Linked DNA regions of Homo sapiens: region 1 is linked to region 2. The links are chromatin contacts, found by Hi-C or POLR2A ChIA-PET in ENCODE. All regions are on one chromosome and are shown on one strand. The core of a region is the stretch at or near the end of the contact, and the rest is flanking DNA. Distances in the headings are between cores, read along the strand shown.

Region 1 (6,410 bases), core at 3,134-5,633, 240 kb before region 2:
CCATTCTCTCTGTATTTATGTATATTTGAAAATTTCTGTAATAAATTTCTAAAAATGGTAAGTATGTTCTCTAACACATGCCCTTACTCTTGTTACATCGGGGGTAGAGGCAGAAATTCAGGGATGGATTCAGAAAGAACTGAGACACAGTTACCAGTCTCCATCTCCAATCAGTTAAGCACAGCAATTCAAATCATAGGAGAATGGGACGCGCACTGGCCACATTCTAAGGTTACATGTGAGGGGAGTCTCAGCAGACCTTCAAGGAGTCCTAAGAATAACGTGGCAACAGCAAACTAAATTCTGCATGTTTGTACGTATAAGTGGGAGCTAAACATTGAATACACATGGACACGAAGATAGGAACAACAGAATAGACACTGGGGACTGCTTGTTGGGGGAGTGTGGGGTGATGGAGGTTGAAAAGCCACATATGGGGTACTATGGTCACTACCTGGGTGATGGGCTCATTTGTACCCCAAGCCTGAGTGACACACAATTTACCCATGTAATAAACCTGCATATGTACCCCCCGAACCTAAAAGTGGGAAAAAAATTAAAAATAAATAAATATTAAAAAAAAGAAGTCCTAATAAGAGATGGCTGGTGGTAACAAAGTCACCAGCAAAGAATAGGTTATACCAGAAAGCCACATGAAAAGATCAGCAAGGCTTCATAAACACACACACAATGTTCTTTGAGGAACTTGATCTCCTAACACAAAGGACCACAAGGAAGAACTATGTCCCAGTTCAAATCTAAATGTTTCAGATCCAGGTATGTTGCTTTGTATATATACATTTGAAGTCAAATATAAATGTTACATTCTTTTGATTAGCAGTTCTGTCAGCCAAGGTTCAGTTATAGATAACAGAAATCTTGTCAGCTATTTTGGGCAGCAGATTTAGTACACAGAATTCGGTGCTTATACAATTGCTGAAAAGGCTAGAAGGCCAGATCCAGCGCCTCCAGGAATAGACTCCTGGAACACATAAGGACTGGTCTACCAGGAGAACTGTTTCCTCTGACACACTGAGGCAGCTGGGAAATCACAAAAGTTAATTACATCAACTGTGAGCTCCAAGGTCAAACCACTTTGGCAGAGTCTAGGGATCAGGGAGTTTCAGGGAGTTGAACTGTGAACTCTGGCACCCCGTTGGATGTGTAGAACTGCACCAGGAAAATGGCTATCTCATATGCCTTGGCTCATACTGAATTCAAGAGCCACACGTTTTTCTGAATAATGGAACCTAAATCATATCCAGAACTCCAGGCAAGGGAGTTTAAGAAATAGAGCATTCAGCTTTCCAACCTCTGCTTTATGGGAAGTACACTAGGAGAACCCTGGAACAGATAATGAGCCAGCTGGCCGGGCATGGTGGCTCATGCCTATAATCCCAACACTCTGGGAGGCCAAGGCAGGAGGGTCACTTGAGGCCAGGAGTTTGAGACCAGCCTGGGCAACATAACGAGACGTTGTCTCTATAAAAAATTAAGAATTAGCTGGGCGTGGTGGCACATGCCTGTAGTCCTAGCTACTCAGGAGGCTAAGGCAGGAGGATCCCTTGAGCCCAGAAGTTTGACGTTACAGTGAGCTACAATCGCACCACTGCACTCCAGCCTGGGTGACAGAGCAAGACAATTGTCTCTTAAAAAAAAAAAAAAGAAGAAAGGTAATAATAAATAATGAGCCAGTTAATCTAGTATACCCACCATACCATTCTAATAAAGTACAAAAATACTCTACCAAAGGGAGGAAGAAGAGGAGGAAGAGGAGGAGCAGGAGGAGCAGCAGCAGCAGCAGCAGCTACTTAAGACACACCACAATCGAATGCAAAAGCAAATGTAAAAGGGCATTTCCAAGCTAATAGGATAAATGTGGAAACAGTAGTTTCAGTAGTAAATAATATTACAGAATTATGAATAATTTTGTTAGGTAAGGTAACATTATGGTTATATAAGAAATGCCATTTTAGAGCTTTCTGAAATATGAAATATGATATTATGATGTCTGGAAATTGCTTCAAAATACTTTTAAAATGCCAGGGAATGGAAAGAGGATAGCAAAAATGTTAATTACTGAATCTGGGTAATAGGGCTCATTTTATTCTCTCTGCTTGTGTCACTGAAATTTTTCATGAAAAAGTTATAAAATGTTATTCCAAGAGAAATACGAAAACTACACATTATTTTCATCTACTGCTTCACCTTCACAAACTTTAATTTTCCAGCAGCCTTAGAATATGTATCGTTTTCTGTAAGTCCTGGCTTACAGTCTTCAAAAATGCCAAGGTCGCCCAAGACAGACTGAGGAACAGTCCGGATTAAACAGTAAGGGGATGTACCAATGAAATGCAACATGTAATACTGAACCAGACGATGGACTAGAATTTTGATTTTCCTTTTTGCCATAAAGGACATTATTTGGACAATTGCCAGATGTGAATAAAGTAATACATACTCATGGTATTTTGGAGTCAAAGGGACATTATGTCTACAACTTGCTTTCAAATGATTCAGAAAAAATACTGTGTAGAGAGAAAATGATAACAGCAAATGCGGAAAATGTTAATAACGGGGGCATCTGGTTTTAGGGTATATGGGAGTTCTTTGTTTTATCCTTGCAACTTTTCTATAAACCAGAACTATTTTAAAATTTTCAAAAAGTATAAAACATAAGTGGCAGCATTTGGTAGCTACTGAAAAGAAACAGCAGTTTCTTCAGTCTATTAAATGAAAATACAAGTAATAGCTAAATAACTGGAGTGTCATATAGTGCTTCTTCAGGCCCCATTCATGGGGGCACTTCCCCCCAATTGGAACTTTTTTTCTTTGCATTGTGTGTTTATTTGTACTTCTTATTTTAGCAGCAAAGTTTGAATACAATCATATAAGTTGTCTTTGGACATTTACATTGCTAAAGTTGAAATACACAGCCTCAGTCTGGCAAGTTAAAATGCTCAAGTTGCTTCCTGCTATAGTGACCATTAACTAGACTGTTTTACCTTTAAAAATAAAGTGGCATTGGCCAGGCGTGGTGGCTCACGCCTGTTATCCCAGCACTTTGGGAGGCCAAGGCAGACAGATCACGAGGTCAGGAGTTTGAGACCAGCCTGACCTACATGGTGAAACACCGTCTCTATTAAAAATACAAAAATTAGCTGGGCGTGGTGGCACACGCCTGTAATTTCAGCTACTCAGGAGGCTGAGGCAGGAGAATAGCTTGAACCCGGGAGGCAGAGGCTGCAGTGAGCCGAGATAGCACCACTGCACTCTGGCCTGGGTAAAAGAGCAAGACTCAGTCTCAAAAAAAAAAAAAAAAAAAAAAAAAAAAAAAAAAAAAAAGGTGGCATTAAGGCATTAAGGAAATGTCTGAGCCACAATTCAGACAGGCATGAGTTTCCATCCAGGCTTGCCACTTAAGTAGCCGTCACTTAGTGACTCAATCCTCAGACCCTCAGCTTTCTCATGTAGAACACAGCAATAGCAACATCTACTCTTGCAAGTCTGCTTGTGGCTATTCATTTAAATCTGGCTATTCATTTAAATCAGGAACATATGTCAAACAAGGCTCTACGGTACAAAATTGTTCAATATAAATTTATTAAGATTTCTTAAGAGAAAGGGTAAATCCTGCTGTCAAAAAAAAATCTCCAAATGGAATGCGTAATGTTAACATTTCATAATGTTACTCCATATTTTTCCTTCATATTGTCACTGATATTAACAAACCTATCCTTGGTATTGTCATTTATTTATACAGCAAATAATTATCAAGTGTCTCTATGAACCAGCTGCTATTCTACACACTGGAATAACAGCTGAAAACCACACAGACCAAGTTGCTCTCTGAATCCTACATCCTAGAAGCCAATATTAAACATTAAGTAAGTAAACAAAATAATTTTAGGAGAGAGAACTGTAAAGTGTTGATTCTAGCTCTGGTGTACCCATGACTGATTATTTGCCTTCCTAAATATTCTCTGAGCTACTTTAATAAATTCCCTTTCTGCTGAATCAGCCAGAATTCATTCTATTACTTCAACTAACAATCCAGCCAAAACAGGGATGCCTATTCTCTTGTAACTGACAAAGCCTTTTTCCTTTAGTTCAGATAACAAAAGCACATTAGATTTCAAGCACATTAGATATTTCAGAACTCAACACATAACATATACCAAAAAATCCAACCCTAAGACAGGTATGAGATTATTTTTGTGTGCTGTATATTTTGCTATAGTTACCAAGACATGGTTAGCATTTTGAATTTTTTTTCTTAGAACAATACAATGATCTAAATCTAAAATCTTTCACAAGGTGCAACTTTCCAGTGATAAACAAGAACAGGAAGTGAATCTTGAATACAACCAGACTTCAAGTTCCCTTCACTATTAAAGTATCTCCTTTGCTGTCTGTTACCTGAGTCTCACTTAACCAGCGTTAAACTTCCATCATTCTAGCCCAACAGTTATAAATATCTTTATTTCTTTTTGAACAAAACATATTTCCTATTAGACTGGAAATTTTGACACACTCAAATGTTTGAAGTCCCAAGAGGAAGACAGCTAAAATAAAAGGAATTGAGCAGCAAAGCAACTCAGAAAAGCAGAAATGAAAACAGATGTTAAACCTCTTTAAAACAAATTTTTACTAATAGCCTCAACCAAAGCTATTTCAGTCAACTACTAGAAATATTCTACCTAGTCAAAAGTTCTCAACAAGCTTCCTAGGTCATGAGCTCCTCAAGGGTGTGGGCTAACTCTTTCCAGGGTTCTATCTACCACCCAGCATCATGCATGTCATGACTCTCCATCATGGGTGATTTTGCCCCCCAAGTGTCATTTGGCATTATCTGGAGACATTTTTAGTTGTCATGACTGGGGTAAGACTGGGGAAAGGAGGTTTTGCTAACAGCATACACTGGGTGGAGGCCAGTGATGCTGCCAGCCACCCTGCAGTGCACGGGACCGCCCCCACCGCAAAGGGTTATGCAACTAAAATGTCAAAAGTGCTGAGGGTGAGGAAACTCTAGCTTAGGTCAATGATGCCACTGCCCTTCATGTTCAAATACAAAATCACTTATCATGTGGCTTCATGTAGACTTCTGGCAACAGCTTACACGCCCTTTTAAACTGGATACATTAGGTCTGCTCCCTGGTAAGACACTCTGGCCACTGAGACCGCAGTTTGAAATTCCTGCAGTGTTAAAAGCCTGAGTCTCCTTTCACAATTAGCCAGCAATCCATAAGGTAAGTACCTCTGCACGCCACTTTGATTCAGAAGGCACAGATCTTCAAACATTACTAAAATCTTGTTAAAATGATTGGCAATCTCAGTTCCTAATCAGTCCTCAGGCAATGTCAAGACATAAGTGAGACAAGAAAAGCCTCTTCCTCTTGTTATGTATCTTCTAACATCATGATTTTTCTTTTATCAATTTATAGAAAATAGCGCTGAAGGTTTCTGAGCCTGTTTCCTCAAAGTAGATGCGAGTTCTCACCTTCCAGGGCTGTTCTAAGGAGAGAAAGTGGCACACCTGCAGAGTGTCTGGGATGAGCCTGGCGTGTGCTTGCTGACTACCAAGGTGACATAGTACCAAGTACAATGCCGGACACATGGTATCCAACACCCAAATACTGAACTGAGCCCAAAGTGTGAGAACTTTTTGGTTGAGAAAGGAGATATCTTGTGAATATAAGAATGAATGGATTATATGCTTCTCTCTTAGGTAAGATGCTGGAAATGATTTTATAAGTCCACATTTCAATCCTTAAAAAAAAAAATCACTGAACCCAAATGTGAAATTCAACTTTTATACTTTTTTGTTGTTGCTGTTGTTTTTTTTTGTTTTGTTTTGTTTTGTTTTTTTTGAGATGGAGTCTCGCTCTGTCACCCAGGCTGGAGTACCATGGTGTGATCTCATCTCACTGCAACCTCCTCTGCCTCCTGGGTTCAAGCTATTCTCCTGCCTCAGCCTCCCAAGTAGCTGGGATTACAGGTGCCCGCCAACACACCTGGCTTATTTTTGTATTTTTAGCAGAGATGGAGTTTCACTATGTTGGCCACGCTGGTCTCAAACTCCTGACCTCAAGTGATCTGCCTGCCTCGGCCTCCCAAAGTGATGGGATTACAGGCGTGAGCCACCACGCCCAGCCTACATTTTTCTCTTAAGTAACAGATTTGAGGTAGCTTACTGAGTGAGAAAGAGAGAGAGAGAGAGAGAGAGAGGGAAAGAAGAAGGAAGGAAGAAGGGAGGGAAGGAAGAAAGGAAAAAGGACATTAGCAGAGACACAATAATTTAGTGCAAAAAAATAACTGAAGCAACTAGCATGTGGCAGACCGATCCCAGTCAGCTTTCTTTGTCCCTTTGGTATTAAAGAACACTCTTCACTACTCCATGCTGAGGGAGC
Region 2 (6,261 bases), core at 2,288-4,787:
TGCAGCATTCATTATCTGGAAAGATCAATCATTTCCTAATGAAATCCAGTTTTGTATGTTAGGGATCATTATCTGATAATACAGTATGTGTCCTGCTTTCAAAAATTTAGCTATTGGCTGGGTGTGGTTGCTCATTCCTGTAATCCCAACACTTTAGGAGACTGAGGTGGGAGTATCTTTTGAGTCCAGGAGTTCAAGACCAGCCTGGGCAACATGGTGAAACCCTGTCTCTACAAAAAAATTGTAGAAAATTAGCTGAACGCTGTGGCGCACACCTGTGGTCCCAGCTATGTGGGTGGGAGGCAGGAGAATCACTTGAGCCTAGAGGTTGAGGCTGCAGCGAGCCATGATTGTGCTTTTGCACTCCAGCCTGGGTAACAGAGCAAGACCCTGTTTAAAAAAAAAAATTTCAGCTGTTACATCAGTAGCCTTTAACACACTCCCTCAGTCCAGATTTGTCTTTTTCTTTTCTTTTCTTTTCCTTTTTTTGTAGCTGGGACTACAGGCGTTTGCCACCATGCCCAGCTAGAGTTGTCTTTTTCTAAGATGTCCTTACTCCATGGCCACACCATGCCTCCCGATGACAAGGCTGACCACACTGCCCCTGTCCAAGGAGCAGCCTTCAGCATTGCCTGCTACCTCCTTTTGGCCAGATATTCTGAGGTTGGAAGGTGAGGGGTGATAAGGTATGTGGATTCAGAAGTACTGTAAACATACTCAGATGAACAGTATTACCATTTAAGAATTTTCATTTCACAGTTGGGTTTCATCTCCAAAATTCTTGAGTAATGAGAGAATTGAGTAAGGGTAGTCATTGATGATTCTGTTGGGTCCAGAAAACAGAGTGATTGATTGAAGTCTGTACAATGCCAAAACATATTTTTAACTATTCATTTTCTTTCCATTCTTAGCCATACAGAAAATAACCAAACAAAAAATTAAACACGAACTCCACAGTCAGACTTATTCAGCTGTTTATTATTATTATATTCATTATTTGTACTTAGCTATGATTATTCAGCTTATTAAGCTTTGCTGTTTATTAGTAGCAGAGCTTAATGTCAGGGATTTGAATTTCGCTTTTTGGTGTGAAGTCTTTACCTAACAAAGTGGGAAGTCCCGAGCAGTGGTCAGTGATGGAATAATAAAGGTACAAGTATATTAGTGCTTACAGTTACAAAGAGAACTGTAGAGAATGAGAAATAGTGGCACTGTGAGGATGGGAGTGTTGCATGTGAGCTGTCCCCATTTGTCATAGCAGAAAGTCAGTTGAAAATATTTGGAAAGGATAAAATTGAGAAATCTGTATGTTACAGTTATGGGGGCAGCAGGAGGAGAGCAAACACTGGAAGAAGCACCAAAATATGGAAGGGAATTGCCTCCGAGGAGCAGGGCTGGGAGTGGAGTGGGTGAGCCAGGCCACCCTTGCTTTCCGTGATAAGCCCTATTATTGTATTTTTAGTTATGTGCTTGTTACGTTAATGAACACTGATGAACACAGAGCATGCATTATTCAAAATTCCTTCTTATTTTCTTTTCTAGAGTAGGGACAAATAAGAGTGATGAGAAGATGAGCAGTAGCAGAGGGGAATGGTAACTGGGGAAGCTCCGCTGGGGTGCACGCAGGCTGTCTCCAGGTTGGCTGTCTTCAGGCGTGCTTCTTACTCCAAAACTGGAAACTTGGTGAAAATCCTGCTGTTGGCTTTGAGCCGGCAGAAACAAAACAAAACAAAACAAAACAGATAAAACTGTAAACCAAGAAGCAGCACATGAACACTTTTAAACACCGTATGAAGATTTTCCATAACTTTAAAATACAATGGAATATGTTCTCAGTGAGAACTGTCATCGGACATCAGTGTTTGATTCGTGATTTTGCTGACATTGAGGTCCCTGGTGCTGCCCCCAAACTGGAGGCCTGCCCAGGGTGAAACTTTGTGTCAGAGCCCAGGATTTGACTCCTAGGAGCTCTGCTGTTGGGTATTATACAGGAGGGCAGGAATTGAGTTGTAAAAGGCCAGTGAAAGGGAGGGAGAACAATACATTGAGTTTGTATCCAGGGACACTTTCCTGGAAAGGTGGTTGCTTGAGGCTGATGCTTCAAGATTAGGGCCAGGCGCAGTAGCTCCTGCCTGTAATCCCAGCACTTTGGGAGGCCGAGGTGGGTGGATCGCCTGAAGTCAGGAGTTCAAGACCGGCCTGGCTAACATGGTGAAACCCCGTCTCTACTAAAAATTAAAAAAAAAATTAGCTGGGCATAGTGGTGTGCACCTGTAGTCCCAGCTACTCAGGAGGCTGAGGCAGGAGAATGGCTTGAAGGTGGGAGGCAGAGGTTACAGAGAGCCAGGATGGCACCACTGCACTCCAGCCTAGGCGACTGGGCGAGACTCCGTCTCAAAAAAAAAAAAAAAAAAAGGATTAGAACCACTGATTCTCAGAAAAAGTTTGACTTTCATTATTTTCAGACAACACCTAAGGAGTGAAAATAAATGAGACTAAGAAGATGTTCTTAGGCCCCAGAATGTTTAAAAGTAGAAAGACAATTTCCTTATTCTAACCTGGGGACCCTGATGGTAACAGACGTGCTTATGTGCTGCGATGGCAGCTGATACTCCTCAGCCTGTGGTTCTCTGCCCCATCCAGAGAGAGCCTGAATCTATACACAGAAAAGGCTGTGTTTCTGAGGAAATAAAAAATATGTACTTTTAAAATTTTCTAAATAGGCCCTACTTCTAGGGTCAGCTGGCGTGTATTTCAATTAGCACATTATCTTGGGAAACTTTACCATGAGGAAAAGTTTACTCATAGGCTTGGCCATTTTTATTTATTTGACCCCCATGAATAGTCCAACATAGCCACCAAAAATTGCACAGATGTCAGTGGCTGTTTGGCCGTGTTTTAAATAAATATTTTGTCTTTTAATCATCAGAGATAGGAGATTAAACCTGGACTCGTCCAACTTTGGCTCTCTTCACGCTCATCCTTATGGGAGAGGAAGTGTCAAGATGGGCTTTCCTTTGGAGCATAACCTAAACAGGAACCTTTTAAAAACCTATCCAAAGCTACACTTTGTACCTTAAACGCAGGCATGAAGTATGAGACATTTCTGGTGATGTCTTCAGGAGGATTAAGAGGTCAGGAGTTAGATGTAAGAATGAAAGTAAAGTAAGTGATAGATCTAGGCAGAGAAAGATGTTGACATCTGAGCTTATACTCTGAATAAAACAGGTTTCCAGGCTGTGTGTGTTTATTTTACACCCATGCACTTACACACAGTATGTGATAACACAGCAGTGATTCACAGTGGCTCTTCAAGGCCCCTCATCTGTGAGTCCTGGACTTTCCTGTCAGGTGTGCCCCCTCATAACCAGGCATGTTCTATGAGGTGTTTACTGTCGAGACAAGTCCCACAAGTTGGGCAACCCTTTAAGTGCTGTTTTCCGGAGCGCAGCTAAGGAGGTTAGCATACTGGGCGCAAAATCCTTCCTCCTTTTGAAAACCTCAAAACCAACAAACTACTTCCTCTGTTAATCTCATGGGTGAGTGGCAAAGCCCAGGCCAAGCCCTTGGTTGTGCAATGTGTTATGGCCCTGGAGTTAAGGATCCTCCTACTCAAAGCAGGAGGGCATCATTCCAGCAAAACCTGTTGGTGTGCGTCCCACCTTCCAAGTGAAGATATGCCAGGTGGGAGGTCGCTCGGCTTGTTCTGCCCCGTGCTGAGCCTGGGCTCAGTGTTGGGACATACATTTCTGCCTTTTCTGTCGTTGCTTAAGATATTTCCTGGTTGTCTTGTGAATTCTAGACACAGTGATGCTGGTTTTTTTTTTTTTTTGAGACTGAGTCTCACTCTGTCACCCAGGCTGGAGTGCAGTGGCACAATCTCAGCTTACTGTAAGCTCCGCCTCCCGGGTTCACGCCATTCTCCTGCCTCAGTCTCCTGAGTAGCTGGGACTACAGGCACGTGCCATCAAACCCGGCTAATTTTTTTTTTTTTTTGTATTTTTAGTAGAGATGGGGATTCACCGTGTTAGCCAGAATAGTCTCAATCTCCTGACCTCATGATCCGCCCGCCTCAGCCTCTCAAAGTGCTGGGATTACAGGTGTGAGCCACCGCACCCGGCTGCTGTTTTTTTTGTTTTGTTTTGTTTTGTTTTTAAAAAGATGATTAAGCTGGTGAGGCATCTCTTTTTATATATGCATTTTTTGACAAAAATTCCGTATATTTAGGGTATACAACATGATGTTTTAAAATTGGAATGGTTCAATCAAGCTAAGTAACATGCAATACTTCACATACTTAACATTTTCTGTGGTGAGAACTCAGTTCTACTCTCAGCTATTTATTTACTGTAGTCACCATGTTTATACTGTATTCCCCCTAGCTAACTGAAATTTTGTATCTTTTTACCAACATCTCTCCAAACCCCACCCCCAGCCCCTGGTAACCACCATTCTACTCTCTACTTCTGTAAGTTTGACTTTTTTAGAGTCTACATCTAAGTGAGGTCATGTAGTATTAGCCTTTCTTTGCCTGGCTTACTTCATTTAACATGATGTCCTCTATGTTCATGTTGTTGCAGACGATTTCTTTCTCTTTTGCGCCTGAATGATATTTCATTGTGTATATACGGTATACACCATATTTTATTTATCCATTTATCCACTGATGGCCACTTAGGTTGATTCCATATCTTAGCTGTTGTGAATAGTGCGGCCATGAACATGGGAGTGCAGATATCGCTTTGACACAGCGATTTCATTTTCTTTGGGCAAGTACCCGGTAGTAGGATTGCTGGATCATATGCTAGTCCTATTTTTAATCTTTTAAGGAACCCCCATACTGTTTTCCACAGTGGCTTCACTAATTTACAGTCCCACAAACAGCATGCAGGGATTCCCTTTCCACCACATCCTCTTAGTGAGACATCTCTTGAAGAAGGTCTGTCGACTTGGGTACCACTGAATGGTTTGTGGGTGAATATGTCTATGGGCTGGAATTGTGGTGGGAGTTCCCCTCTGCTCTCAGTATGGTAAAATCCTGTCCTGCTCCTGAGAAACACGGGTAGGAAGGCATGGAGGAGCTTGTGCATGTGATGGAAGAACCTGGCTGTACAGTCAGGTGACAGTCCTTTTGGTTTTTCTTTTACTTACGGCTTTAAGCACTGTATTATAGTTTGGGGAGAATGATTGCTCTTGTCTTCAACACATTGTTAATAAGGGAGCCCAAAGTTTGTGTCTTTTAAGTTAGCTCCGTAGCTTTTTGTTCTAAACTTTTGTATTTCCAAATTCATTTATTTTTGGTGGCAAAATTTGCACATTTTTAAAGTGTTAGTGAGTAGTCTGTATCACTTTGAAATAAGAGCTAGGAAGCGATCGTGGTATTCATACATAATAGTCTGGTGTTCCTTTCTGGTTGCCATGGTGTGGTGGTCCTGATCAGTGTGGGTCTGACTGGGGTGCTCAGCCAGGTGGCAGACATCTGTGGTCTCTAGAAGCTGAAATACTTCAGCTATAGGAAGCATCTGCTGCTTCAAGAACTTCACAATAAGCATTTATTGATGTCCTACTGTATACCAGGCATCCTGCTGGTTGCTGAGGGAACAAACATGAATAAGACCCACTGCCTGCAGTGTTCTTGATTCAGTGATTCCACCAGAATCAATTACAGGAGGCTGGCTGGTGGCTTCACTCAATGTCTGTGTTTAAGATTAATTTGCTTAATAAAACTCAGGGCAGTGAATACACAGGGTTGGCCCTGGCTTTCCTGTTACGAGCATTCAACAGTGTCGCGTGAGCAGTTGAACATGCCTTGTAAACCATGGTTGAGTCTCCCTGAGCTATTGTTAGCAGATAACTTTAGAGCAGAGCTAATCTGTCATATAAATAAGAATCACAATTGGGTTACATGGTAATTAAATATAAATGGTAAGTGAGTGAGTCACATTTATTCATTCATTCAGCAAACTTTTATTAGAGGCCTCTGGTGCCAGGCAGTGTATGAGGTGCTCTTCTGAGGCTGGTGTGGAGGGATGGTCACACCAGTATTGTCCTGCCTACAGTAGTGGCATATGTAGGGCAGTGGGCGGGGACAAGCAAACACTGAAGCTGGCCGTCCCATCATGGAGGGCCTCAAGGAGGGGGCAGGCTGATTGTGGAAAGGATGTGGGTAAGATGAGGCAGGGTAAAGGAGTAAGTTCTCCTTCATTATTAGCAATTACTTTAGACCCCATGTTCCTTCTGGGATGTCCTCAGCTCCCTTCC

The links. Hi-C counts contacts between places; a loop is a spot of excess contacts on that map. ChIA-PET counts read pairs that join two places held with the same protein, here RNA polymerase II (POLR2A). Pooled maps may share reads with other maps.
Region 1: a pooled map shows a loop between it and region 2 (2.2-fold over the local background). The contact joins two enhancer-like sites. A Hi-C loop is called at or near these places in 4 of 50 pooled maps. POLR2A ChIA-PET finds 5 or more read pairs at or near these places in 2 of 52 experiments (activated CD4-positive, alpha-beta T cell and activated CD8-positive, alpha-beta memory T cell).

The regions. Positions count from the first base shown.
Region 1 is chr13:99,280,649-99,287,058 of GRCh38, reverse strand. All of the region lies in intron 4 of UBAC2 (UBA domain containing 2), which reads right to left. Among named protein-coding and RNA genes, the nearest start is that of GPR183, 24 kb to the left of the region's middle. Within about 2 kb of position 4,383, at least 24 of the 41 ENCODE cell types and tissues checked have a DNase peak (open chromatin) inside an H3K27ac peak, as active enhancers do.
Region 2 is chr13:99,043,672-99,049,932 of GRCh38, reverse strand. It overlaps a transcript of DOCK9 not described here. Among named protein-coding and RNA genes, the nearest start is that of DOCK9-DT, 40 kb to the left of the region's middle. Within about 2 kb of position 3,537, at least 24 of the 41 ENCODE cell types and tissues checked have a DNase peak (open chromatin) inside an H3K27ac peak, as active enhancers do.